2 separate regions of the Homo sapiens genome follow, and region 1 is linked to region 2. Evidence: chromatin contacts called from ENCODE Hi-C or POLR2A ChIA-PET data. All regions are on one chromosome and are shown on one strand. Each heading gives the region's core, a stretch centred on a gene start or an enhancer-like site at or near the end of the contact. The rest is flanking DNA. Distances are from core to core; before and after follow the strand shown. Region 1 overlaps ZEB2 (zinc finger E-box binding homeobox 2). Region 2 overlaps ZEB2 (zinc finger E-box binding homeobox 2).

Region 1 (6,188 bases), core at 1,585-4,084, 36 kb before region 2:
ACAAATTGTTGTGCTTTTATTCAGGTCGGACATCTTTGCCAGGCTTGCTTGTTGTGTTTTCTGTTTGGCTGTGTCATGGGACCAAAGGTGCCTGCCTTTGTACAGCATGTCAAATCTGGTTAACATGCAGCCATTTATCTTTAAAACCACTCCTGCACAATGGCAGAGGTGGGCCAAGCCACAGGGCTCTAAGCACAACCCAATTTTTCAGACCATCTTTTCTGCATATAGGGAGCACGTTGGACAGCAGACAAGACATTTTGTGATTTGGGGAATCTCTTAGAGACAAATTGTAGAGTGCAAGTGCAGTGTAACTGGACTGCTGGGTGCCCAGTGAAGTGAGGAAAATCAGATACAGCACAGGCTGAAAGAATGAAGCAAGAATTCATATCTCTGTGCAGAACATGCACAGTACTTTGCTCACACAGAGAGTTCACACATAGACAAAAGCATGTTTGCTTGTGGGTTATTTTCAGGGGATTCTATAGCCACAGTCTAGGCGTATATATTTGCACGTAAGCTTTCTTTCTGCATTTTGTACTGGTAGGTGTGTCTACATGTGAACATGTAAACATGCTTATATGAGAAGACAATTTGCTGTTGCTGATTTAAGACACGGGAAAGGCCTCCTAGTTCACTGAGGCGTTTCCCTCCTAATGTAGTAGAAGCAGAATCTTTTTGTTTTCTACAATTGTTTTAATAAAGGACTCTGTGTGTGTTTAAGGAAGACTCAGAGCCAGAGTGTCAAGTGCTGCAGTGAAAAATACTGAAGATTTTTCTTTCCATAAGACAGCTGCAAACTTTATAACCCAGTTCACTCTGGGTTTTCATTTCTCAATTGTTTCAAGGTGTCTTGGGAATGATTTGCCCTTAAATAACTAGTTATCAACAAAGGAGAAAAAATAGCAATAAAAAATGTGATAAACCTGCATAGACTAGTTTAACTAAAATGAAGAATTTCCTTGCTTGGAGCAGTTCAAGGACCGAACATAGCAAAACTGTGTGATTTAAATGAAATATTCAGAGTGGTCAACATAAATACACATGTAGACAAGAGATAGTATATGTGTGTGTGTATACACTGAGGTTACTTCTTGAAGAAATAGGCATTTTTTCCTTTCTTTTTGCTTTTTCTTTCTTTTCTTTTTCTGAGTAAAGGACCCCAGAGATTGTCTTTCACTTTGAAAACAATCTCTAATATCAGGAAAATGCGCTGTTTGTTTATGCGTACATAATGCAAGTTTGTCCGCCTGGGAACTGCAGCAAATGGGAGAAGTATGCATGGATTTCACAGGTAACAGGATTACGTGGGCACATAATTGATCCATTTGGAGAAAAAAAATGACAGTGCTCTAAAGATGCCTAGGCTTTGGAGATGGAGTTTATGAAACAGGCATTTGTAAATTCAAAGGAATCAATATGTCAATTTTATTACATCTCAGAACCAGCTGGGCATTAAAGGAACAGTAGCCTTAAAAAAAATTACAGCTGCATATTCCTACGTTGTCTACCTTTCTTAAAGGCCCTAGAATTTAAGGAAATGAACTTAGAGATGTGTACCTTTTCAGAAATGAATTTACATTGTCCAAAGAGAACAACAATTTAACATTATGTCAGTTATCAACCTAAAAATTTGATTGAAATGTCTGCCTTATCATTACAATTGAAGTCTATTAATAGATACAGATAATAAGCAGAATAGTGATTTTCACATAGGTTGCACTGTCAAGGATTCATTGGAATTCATATTTGCATTGTGCTTTTCAACAGTCTAGATTTTACCTCTTCACTGATGATAGGACATAGTTTAAGAGCTAGCCTTTGGGTGTCCCACAGAATTGGGTCTGTGCATGTGTGAAATATTCCTGTTTTATTAGAGTTTTTGACAATCTATTTTTTTTTTTTTTTTTTTTTTTTTGAGACGGAGTCTCGCTCTGTCGCCCAGGCTGGAGTGGAGTGGCGCGATCTCGGCTCACTGCAAGCTCCGCCTCCCGGGTTCAGGCCATTCTCCTGCCTCAGCCTCCCGAGTAGCTGGGACTACAGGTGCCTGCAACCACGCCCGGCTAATTTTTTGTATTTTTAGTAGAGACAGGGTTTCACTGTGTTAGCCAGGACGGTCTCGATCTCCTGACCTCGTGATCCGCCCGCCTCGGCCTCCCAAAGTGCTGGGATTACAGGCGTGAGCCACTGCGCCTGGCCGTTTTTGACAATCTAAAAAGACCAAGCTATTTTAAATTATTAAGTTCCTAAATAATAGGATTTGGACAGCAGCCATAAGAGAGGTGAATGGGATGGGAATTTAAGATACTATTTTAATATCACAAAGAGGTTACACAACTAAGGATGAAAGTTAGAAGCTATGAATTGGTCCACATACTCTGCATGTGCTGTCTGCTAGAGGCTGCAAGGCGAGCTGCTTCACTGTTTCATGTTCCAATCTCCACCACCCAGACTCCTGCTCCAATAACATCTCTAGATCTATTCACTTGTAACAAATGGAGCCCAGTTCTCCTCCCTCCCCAAGGAGGCCAGACACTCGATATAATGAAAAGAACACAGGATTCAGACCCAAACAAATTTGTGTCCACATTCTGATTCTGCCATTTACTCTCCATGCCATGTGCCCCTGGGTGCGTTTCTTAACCACTCTGAACTTCGGTTCTTAATGCTTAAAAATGGGGAGCAGTATTTGTTTTATAGAATCTTTGGGAGTATTACACAAAATTCTAAAGACAGTGTCTGGAGCCTAGAAAACGCTCACTAAATTCTGATTATGACTGTTTCAAGGTGTGACTAATCAGGATGCCAGGAACCCTACGATGGAGGCACTTCAGTTTCTGGGCCTTGCTGAAACATTCTTGAAAAGAGGAAACAATAACCGTAGCCTGAGATATTCGTTCCTTTTTTTTTTACTCTTTGGAGAGTACTTAAAAAAAGAAGAAAAAAGAAATAGTCATAGTGATTGGCATGCTATTCTACCTCTACATTTCCAGGAAATATACATGGTACTTTTTCTTATAGAAACAGCATCTCCTCCAAAAAGAATACATTCTGAGATGACTTTTGTCACAGCACTTAAAATATCTGATTCCTATTTGTCTCCCCACAAATGTGTAAATGGCTTGAGGGCAGTCTTGCCCATCTCAGCTCAGGCCATGACATACAAAAATTGTTTCGTTAAAGCAAAGGTATAATGAATACAGCGGGTATATTAAAGATTCAGTATACATTATCATATGTAGAAAAAAGCTTTGGGTAACTTTATGTCAGATTCCCTACCACCATATTAATAACTTTTTGAAATTCACTTTGTGACAGCTATGTTATTTTGAATACTTGAGTGGGTTTGCTTTTTGTTTTTGTTTTTGTTTTTAGTTTGTATTTAAATCAACTGGCTCTCTGCCTTTCTCAATGACACCTTTGAGACTTGGGAGTCAGGGAGGCAGAGAGGCAGTGTGGGTGCTCGGAAGAGTGTAGGCTTTGGACATCTGGGCTCAAATTTGGTTTCTACTTTCATACAAGCCATAAGACCTGTAGCAAGTTGTTCAGTCTAACTGCATCTCTGCTTCTCATAATAATACTCATGTTATAGGGCAGTTGGGAAGAAATACTGGTAACAGGTAAAGTGCCAAGCACATAGTAGGTGATTAATGTTCTGTCCCCTTCCTCCACTCTTCTTTGTCACTTGAGCATTCACTTTGGGTTGGCATTTAGTGAGCTCCTTCTGCCCGTCAACAAGTCAATCAACATTTAATACATACCATGGGTAGATATCTTACCCCTGTTCCAAATTTCATTATGAAAATTGGGCTATTTTCTACTCAAGGAAATGAGCATGCAGAAGTACCTTCTGTACTTAGAATCACAATCATTTTAGCTATTTTCCGCTTAATCTGACGGTTTCTTTGTTCCCATCATCTTTTTTAGTGAAGCACTTTGGTGTTTCTGCAATCCTTTGCTATCATTCTGTGCTTGGGTATCTCAGATCTCTCTTCTCCCCCGATCCTTTGAAGACATCAGAAAAGAAGAAGCACAAGGTCTCTTGACTATACGTTTGCCACACAACTGTGTGGATTGGTTAGTTAATAGAGTTGATTAAAACACTTTGTTTGATTCTGCTTAAGCATACCAGAAATACATTCAAAATCTACAGCTACAAAATGTAAAGAAGGTAGTCCAAATATAGTACTACATAATGAGGCTCCCTGTTGGTAGTATATAAAGCAGTTTAGAGTATAGCTTCAAATTCTAATGAAGATCATTTTAAATCTTGCACTGAATTGTGAATTTAAAATTCCCATGTTCTCCATAAGTATCTGAAGAGGGGCATGTAAATACCATAAGTGAATTAATTACTGCCTTAAGTTGGTAAAGCATGTGTGAATCCAAACTTTATTCTTGAACTTGCACTTCTCTTCCCAAGGTTTTTTGAACCATTTCCTATATGCTGAGTTCTGAGTACCTATTTAACTACTGAGGACATATGAAGAAGGTAGTTTTCTTTGCATGGATTAAATGTTTCAATCTCTGAAAATCACCACCACCACAACAAAAAGTCTGCCCGGCACCATCTACATGTACATGATGAAATTCCTAAAGCAGAAAAGATATATTTATAATCTGAAACTTATAAAAACATGACAAACTGTTACCTTCACTTTTGTGCCCCCTTTTTTCATTAACAGTATTAGGTCGTTTTTTTTTTTTTTTTTCTCTTGAGAAGAAACGAAAGACGAAGTGGCAAGAATATCTTTCACTTTTGCTCACGTTTTGGTGGTGTAATATTGGGACCACTGAAGTAATTGGACAACTTTTCCGAGCTGACTCTTCTGAAGTAAACCCAAGGCAAAGGGAAAATGGAGCTGCTGCTAGGCTCAACTGATGGCGCCCACATGGCGCCCACCCCAGCTCCTTCAGAGACTCCATCATTTCCACAGAAGGGCCAGAGGCCCTGCCAATATCCGCACATCACTGGCATGATAGACCATAACAGCTTCTTCTGAGCTGTTCCGGTCTATCGTGTCAATGCGTACTCGGGGAGTCCTCAACGCACGGATCACTGACACGGCACTACATAACGGCTCCTTAGCAGCCATTATTGGGTATCAAGTCAATGCCTACTCAGGGAGGCTTTATCGCAGAGGCCTGCACGAGCAGACACATTCCGAATACTAAAATTCCTTAGGAAAATTAGTCATTGCCCATGTGTGATAGCTGTTTTCCATTTTGAATTTTAACCATTTTGGGAAAAGGAAGAGAATGGGAAATACCAGTATAGTCCGAAAAGCCCTTAAAAAATGAGTGCGAAAAGTGGAAGGGTGGAGTGGACATAGGAAGATGATGAACTTGTCATTTTTTCCTTTCCATAGCTTCATTTTATTGTGTCAAAGTTGCAGAAAGCACTTCACTTTCATCGAGGCTCTTTTTAGGCAGGGTACAGCCAAGAAAACTTTTTTATGGCTCAGATGTAAATCCTAGAAAACGTAGTAGAAATGATGGCAGGATCTCTAACTGTAAAATAACAGTAGTGTTAGTAGTAAGTGTCATTATAATAACGTTATAGAACTCTGCACATCAAAAATACCACATTTTATCATGATCTCTGCAAGAGATTTCTGTTGGTAGTCATTCTAGACTTCTAATAAATAATACGTTGAGTAGGAAAGGTTCTGTGAGGATCCAAATAATAATGAAAATGACAGTGGTGATATTAATAATAATAGTACAGCTCCCATTTATTGTATCATTATTATGTGGCAGGCATTTGTATACATTATCTCATTTAATTTTCTCAGCAGATGTGACAAATCAGGAAACTGTGGCTTAGCAAAGTTAAATAACTTGACTGATGTCATGCAACCACTAAGTGACAGTGGTGGGATTTGAACTATATCTGGGGAGAGTCATGCTCTTACCATTGCATTGCCTCTAATGATCATCACTTTCAGGGAACTAGGTGTTTAATTAGAATATCCCAACCCATTGTCTGCTTACTGATCAGGAAACTGAGGCAGGGTAATTTTAGTAATTCCCCCAAATAATAAAGAGAGTCAGAATGAATACCAGAAAGCAACAAGAGGCAAAAACAGCCTTTCTCTCTGACAACATGTTAACCACAAACAAGACATGGGAATTTCAGAGCCTCCGTTTGTGTTTCAGAAGGAATGTCCACTGTTGCCATCAGTCCT
Region 2 (5,947 bases), core at 1,302-3,801:
TCTCCTCTAGTATTTTAGTAGTTCCTTCTGTCCTTTTTGCAGCCCCGTGTCCTACAGAAGTGACATTTTGTTCCATTTTCATTTATCTTACTCTCCTTAGTTGTATATCAAAAGATATACACATTTATATAACCCAAGAAGCCAGGGATTAAAGCACAATATTTCTTAACACAGCTTCCTCTAAGATCTCCAGTAGCTACCTAATGCTTAAAGCTTGGGCTGACGTGGGTTATGGGGTTATAGTAGCTTTATAGATATTTCTATTTGTGTATGCTATGTTTATATATGTAATACATATATGTGTGGCTTAGGGCTATACTGACATGTTATTTTCTATGTGTTCATTTATTATAAACAGCAGGCAAGCAGACGTTTCACCTCACACCTCACTCTGGTCTCTATCATTCAAAAAATATTGCAAGATTCCCATTCTAAATTAAATACATCCGAGCTTACGTCTTTTATCAATTCTTTATTCTTGGTATCTCAAAATTCTGGTCTTCGTCCTTTGTCTCAAAAAGGGAAACTGCTGAAAGCATTTCCACCTGGATGTTTAAATTATTTAAGTTGCAGGAACCAGACCTTTTCCCTCCTGAGTAGTTGTGGGTTTTAAAGGCTAAAATTGCTTCATCATGCCAAAGTGAAAGTATGCATAAATTATTTAGTTAAACCTGAGAAAATACAGACTTTTCCCAGTGATCTTTCAAGGGCTGCCTACTTAAATTTCAGAAGAATGGGCAAGATTTTTTTTTCATTCTCTTAGAAAATTGAAGTATCTCTTGTGTCTTCTGTCAGTTGGAATGTGAACAAAATTACAAAATGGTAATTTTTTTAAAATTCCAAGCTTCATAATATCCAGTATATCTATATCATTCCAAGGTGAATACTGTGATAATCAATCAATACCAGGAAGACTCCTCCAGCTGGCGAGAACTGCAAACCCTCTCTCAATGTATTCTTAGGAAAATCAGGCAACTTGTTATAGGTCTTTCCCTAGTGCCAACCTAAAGACTGGGGGGCATTTCCGATTCAATTTCTAGTCATCCAGAGTTGGTATTTCAGTTTTAAAAGTAGAAAGTTAGGTAATTTTAAGATGTTATGAAAACTTTGTTGACATTTTTAATTTGCTTTTTAAATTTACCTTTACTTCAGCAAATAAAAATACCAGAAAAGTGTGAAGTTGTGTGGTGGTGGTGGTGGTTGGGGTGTGTGTGTGTTTGTGTGTGTATGTGTGTGTATAAGATAGATAATATTAAAGTAGCAATGAAAACAGCCCAGAAATATAGGCAATTGAGGCCCAATTTCAAGTTTCTGTAGCATAAGGCATGTATATTACAGAATGTACCACATTATGTATCTGATCTCTAAATTCGCCTTAGTATAAATGCTCCAAGTACATTCTTATGACCAAGAAAAGAATGGTATTTTTAATTGAATACCTAACCTCAAATCCTGAAAGAAACATTAATTGGGACAGGACAAAATGTCAACAAAAAAGTACTTATGTGAGTTATTTAGTATACAGCTGTCTGTTCATTTGTAGAATCCATTTGAATTTTATGTTCAGAGAAATTGGGAGATGAGAGTAAATATGGGGGGAGATTGGCATGTAAATTTGTTGAGTTTTCATGAAAAAATAAAAATTTAAAAAACCTTCCAAGCAAAATAAAACCTGTTCCATTCACAAATGATGGATGTCACTGATCCCATTAATACCTGTTACATACCAGGTCCTCTTCCTTATATCTAACTTGCTTTTTCTCCCAATTTCAGTGTAGTTGCTCTTGACCTTGCCTTTGTTCTTCTCTCCTCCTTCTCTCTTCTGCCCAGGCACAGTTATGTCCACTAAACCAGATGAACAAGATTTCATACTGACACCACCATACTCTGTTAAATAGTTAAAAATCCTATTTTGGCTTTTGTTTGCTCACTTAGATTTGTACACCCAAGGTGATGAAGAGAGCACAGATAGAATCTAGAGACAAATAGTTTCTGGAGTCAGGAATCAGATCCAGATTCTAACACGAGGTGATGTGGGAAAAAGTCAGTTAAAATTTCTGAGATTCAATTTACTCATCTATAAAATCATCCTCATAATAATTGCTCCCCCCTTCAAAGGTTTGTTATGAGGAGCAAGTGGAAAAATGTCTATTAACGGGCTCTGCTGTCAGTGGATTAATGCATAAATCCAGGTATTATTATATAATCAAACTGTCCTTTTAAATGTAGAAGAAAAGGGTTTTTAAGGCACACATGAGATTCTGGAAACGTAGACGTTATAGAAAGTCTATAGGGACTAAAAATGCATTGTCTTCTATATGCATTTATCTTGCCAGAGGTACATGCAGACCTTTGGGGGGTGCTGCTCTGGCCAGGACAGTGGTGGAGAGCTCTGACTCTTGAGTGTGAGAGCTGGAACGATTGAGAAAAGACAGGAGGGAAACTTCGAGGTCAGGTGACTTCTTTCTAACTACAGCAGGTTCTCAGATCCCTAGGCTGGCCCAAGATGAGAGAACAGTCACCAAAGAGAGTCTGGCACAGTAAGCCTAAGTCTCAGTGTCATCTGATTGTGAAATCTGCTTGTTTGCATACTCATACAGTACCAGAGCTTAAGCCCTGGCCACTGTACGGATGACTGTACAAGAGCAGAATCTAAGACCAAGGGGTTGTTTTTACTAAGGAAGAAAAATTTATTAGAGTTACTTCAAGGAAATCTATTAGATTATCTCACCAAATACATTAATAGCATCAATTATTGTATTTTACATAATTTTTTTTACACCAGATACACAGTATATTAAAGAATTTGTGGAAGTCCCCCATGTGAACCAGTATTAACCATGATAAGAGTAATCAGGACTGGCCCAAGAAAGGTAGAAATGAGAATTTATAAACTTGTCTAATTCTCATTGCTTGAAGAAAATTGAAATGAAAGAATCCAAAAAGGGATTTATGAATATTTTTTAAAGCTTAAAAAGCCCACATACTTATCATCGAATTGTCTGCTTACGATAGGAGCTGGAAGAGTCCCTTATATCCACTCAACTGTACTTACATTTTAAATGGTTGTTTTCCTTTCTCTTACACTACTACAAGAGAAAGGAAATGCCTAGGCAAATAAACTCAGTTAAAATAACTTTATGGTTGTGACACAGTTTGACAAAAGCAAAGGAAATTCAGAGTCACTGCTCACACTGTATCCTCAGCTGATTCCAACTGTGGAAAATAAAATGCTTTAAAAAAAAAAAACAATGGAACAAACTTGGGATGGATTTAGTCTTAGTCTTAGAGGCAGCCTTCTTAAATGCTGAATCTCTGAGTTCGCCATCTTTAAGTTCTTATAAGAGTTGCAATATCTGTATTCATCATAAATCTAGTCAGAGTTAAAGAAGAGTATTTGGTTAAGTACTGCTTGGAAAATATGTTGTCCTTTTTTAAGATTATGTGATTCTAACTCAAAGCTGTAACTTCTTGGGGGTTAATAACCTACCTTGAGATATACTTTAAGTAATAATAATGGCTTCTTGGGATTAGGAAAGATATTAAACTTACCCATTTCCAACGATCCTGTACTATTGCAGGAGAGATGTGGGGAGGGAGAGAAAGAGAAAGAGAGAGAGACGAGAGAAACATTTTGACCAAAATTCCATATTCACTATTGCTATGCAAATTATAAACCTAACAGAGAGGTGATGTATCATTTTTATTAAACTTATGCTGCACAAATAGTGTTTACATAGAAGAGTATAAAGTTAATTCCCTCCCGGGAAGCATTTCTAAAAAATATAAATTGTATTTTGAGAGTTAATCAATTTGTTTTTTCTCTTTTGGCATTTTAATTGAAGCTTCCAAACCGTATGCTTCCTCAAAGTATCAGAAGGCAAATATCAGTCGTGTGGTTATAAAATCAACTCTTAATTTTCTTTCAATGAAGTAGCAGATAGTCAGCTTGTAAATTTTACCTACATTACTATGGAGCTGCAGTGCTATAAATTCAAAACAGTGTGCAGGTTGGTGGAAATTGAGGTCCAGGCAGCAAGGCATGTCCATAAACTTTTCTCAGGTTATTGGAACAGAACGAATCAAAAGCGGTTCCTGGTTGTATGATATTCTCTTTTGATAGAGCAGGCTGCTTGTTGTTAGCAATCCAAGTGCAGAGGTTAGTCAGAGCAGAATGTAATTTCTAGCAATCTGACAGACCTGCGGATTGAAGCGGCAGGTTTTCCCTTCCGATTTCAGGGAATTGCTTCTTACTGTGACAAATGATTAGCTGTTATCTCTGACTGAATTTGATTTCTACAAGCAGCTGAGTCAGGTAACTTTGCAGCGTTTGAGGGGGTTTTTTACAGGAAATGAAATCGGCTCCCTAGTCATATGTGGACCAAATGAAATCTTCTCTGTCAGGGCAAAATTGTGCTTTTGGTTAATTGAAGGCAGATTTAGCATAGAGGGTGTGTGTGGTGATGTGTGTGCAGGGTGTGTGTGTGTGATGCTCTGATGGTGTAGGCAGGCACACCCATGTGTGTACATTTACAGGAACGAGGGATCATTTCATGGATTCTCTCCCAACTTTGAAAATCCTGGGTTCAAACAAAATCCCTACATTCTGAGCAGGGTTGAAGCTTTTAGAATAAACTATAAGTGGAGACAGTCATGTGGGTGTCAGAATAATGAGCCTTCATATAAGGACATCCTGTTTCAAAAGAGTTTGAACTGCAATATTAATCAAAACACAATAGATACTCACTGAGCATGGTTTTCACAAAAGTATTCATCAAAGGGCAGCTGCATTCAAAGCAAGAGATTTAGGTAAAATAAGTTAATCCTTGATCTCATCCAGGTTTGTGTGTAAATTTTGAATAGGGAGGGGTTCTAGTGATAGCAAGCGTCCTCTGGATGATAAAACAAAAAACGTGGCATGGGAAATTCCAGGTTTATCTTGTGCTTCTTGTTCGCTTTTGATGGAATCTTAATAGTGACTACACAATTAGGATCAGGTTTATCCTTCTGTTTATAGTTTGTAATTGCTCTGGAAATCCTGAGTTTCAGTAGTTCAACTTTTAGTTTTTAAGCAGTCGGTGAGTTTTTTAAAAAGTTACTATCGGATAATGTTTCATAGTTTCTAATCCTATTACAGCAATGTAAAATAAACTGTATTTCCCAAATACGAAGCAACATCTTTTATTCCCAGACCTCTTACTTTGCAAAGAGGAAACACCATCTTTAAGGTCATACTAGTAATACTCCTTATTTTGTGATGAACATAATATACTTTGTTTATAAATCCTAGTTTAAAACAACAGAGATTTGTGGTAATTGACGAAGAGTAAAAAAGTCACAAATACTGAATCTTCATTTTTCAGATGTGAGCACAACATTCCTAGGTATGTACTAATATATTCTAACACGGCATTGCGCTGTCATCAAGACTTTTGTCTAAATGTCACCACTATTATGAGCAATACTTTTGCTAAATTCTTTAGTTGTATTCCCTAAATGGCAGATACCTTTGGACCTCTCTCTCATTAGCTATTAAAAAGAATAGTTCTTTGAAAATAACAGTTCTGTGCTCCCTAAACTTCTTTTGTTTTTTGTTGAGTGATGTCAACTTAGAGTTCCACACTGATTGCCCTTCCTCCTTGCTTTGTCGCCACAAAAGGGGTGAGGGGGTGCCGGAGTTTGACCCACACCTCTGGTTAGTATTAATCACACAGACATCAGGTAATCACCTAAGTGCACTCAGACATACTAATAGAATGATTTACAGACCAGGCCCTTTGTGTTTTTCTAAATCTCATTTTAATTTATTTAAAGTGACAGTGAAGCTAGACTCCAAGCTAATGAGTCTGCATAAAAATGATTTCTTTTTCCACCTTTGTGTTTGCTAAAACTTTCTGACTCTGAAATCCTGTCAGTGAAAAATTATTTGAGATGAAACACTGCAAAA

The links. A loop is a pair of places that touch in the nucleus more often than their neighbours do. ChIA-PET counts read pairs that join two places held with the same protein, here RNA polymerase II (POLR2A). Pooled maps may share reads with other maps.
Region 1: a pooled map shows a loop between it and region 2 (3-fold over the local background). The contact joins two enhancer-like sites. A Hi-C loop is called at or near these places in 26 of 168 maps with a recorded cell type or tissue (B cell, IMR-90, K562 and 17 more) and 25 of 50 pooled maps. POLR2A ChIA-PET finds 5 or more read pairs at or near these places in 10 of 52 experiments (AG04449, Caco-2, MCF 10A and 7 more).

Annotation. Positions count from the first base shown.
Region 1 is chr2:144,489,882-144,496,069 of GRCh38, reverse strand. The region is part of intron 2 of ZEB2 (zinc finger E-box binding homeobox 2); the gene reads left to right. Among named protein-coding and RNA genes, the nearest start is that of ZEB2-AS1, 27 kb to the left of the region's middle. Within about 2 kb of position 2,834, at least 2 of the 41 ENCODE cell types and tissues checked have a DNase peak (open chromatin) inside an H3K27ac peak, as active enhancers do.
Region 2 is chr2:144,453,420-144,459,366 of GRCh38, reverse strand. All of the region lies in intron 2 of ZEB2 (zinc finger E-box binding homeobox 2), which reads left to right. Among named protein-coding and RNA genes, the nearest start is that of ZEB2-AS1, 63 kb to the left of the region's middle. Within about 2 kb of position 2,551, at least 9 of the 41 ENCODE cell types and tissues checked have a DNase peak (open chromatin) inside an H3K27ac peak, as active enhancers do.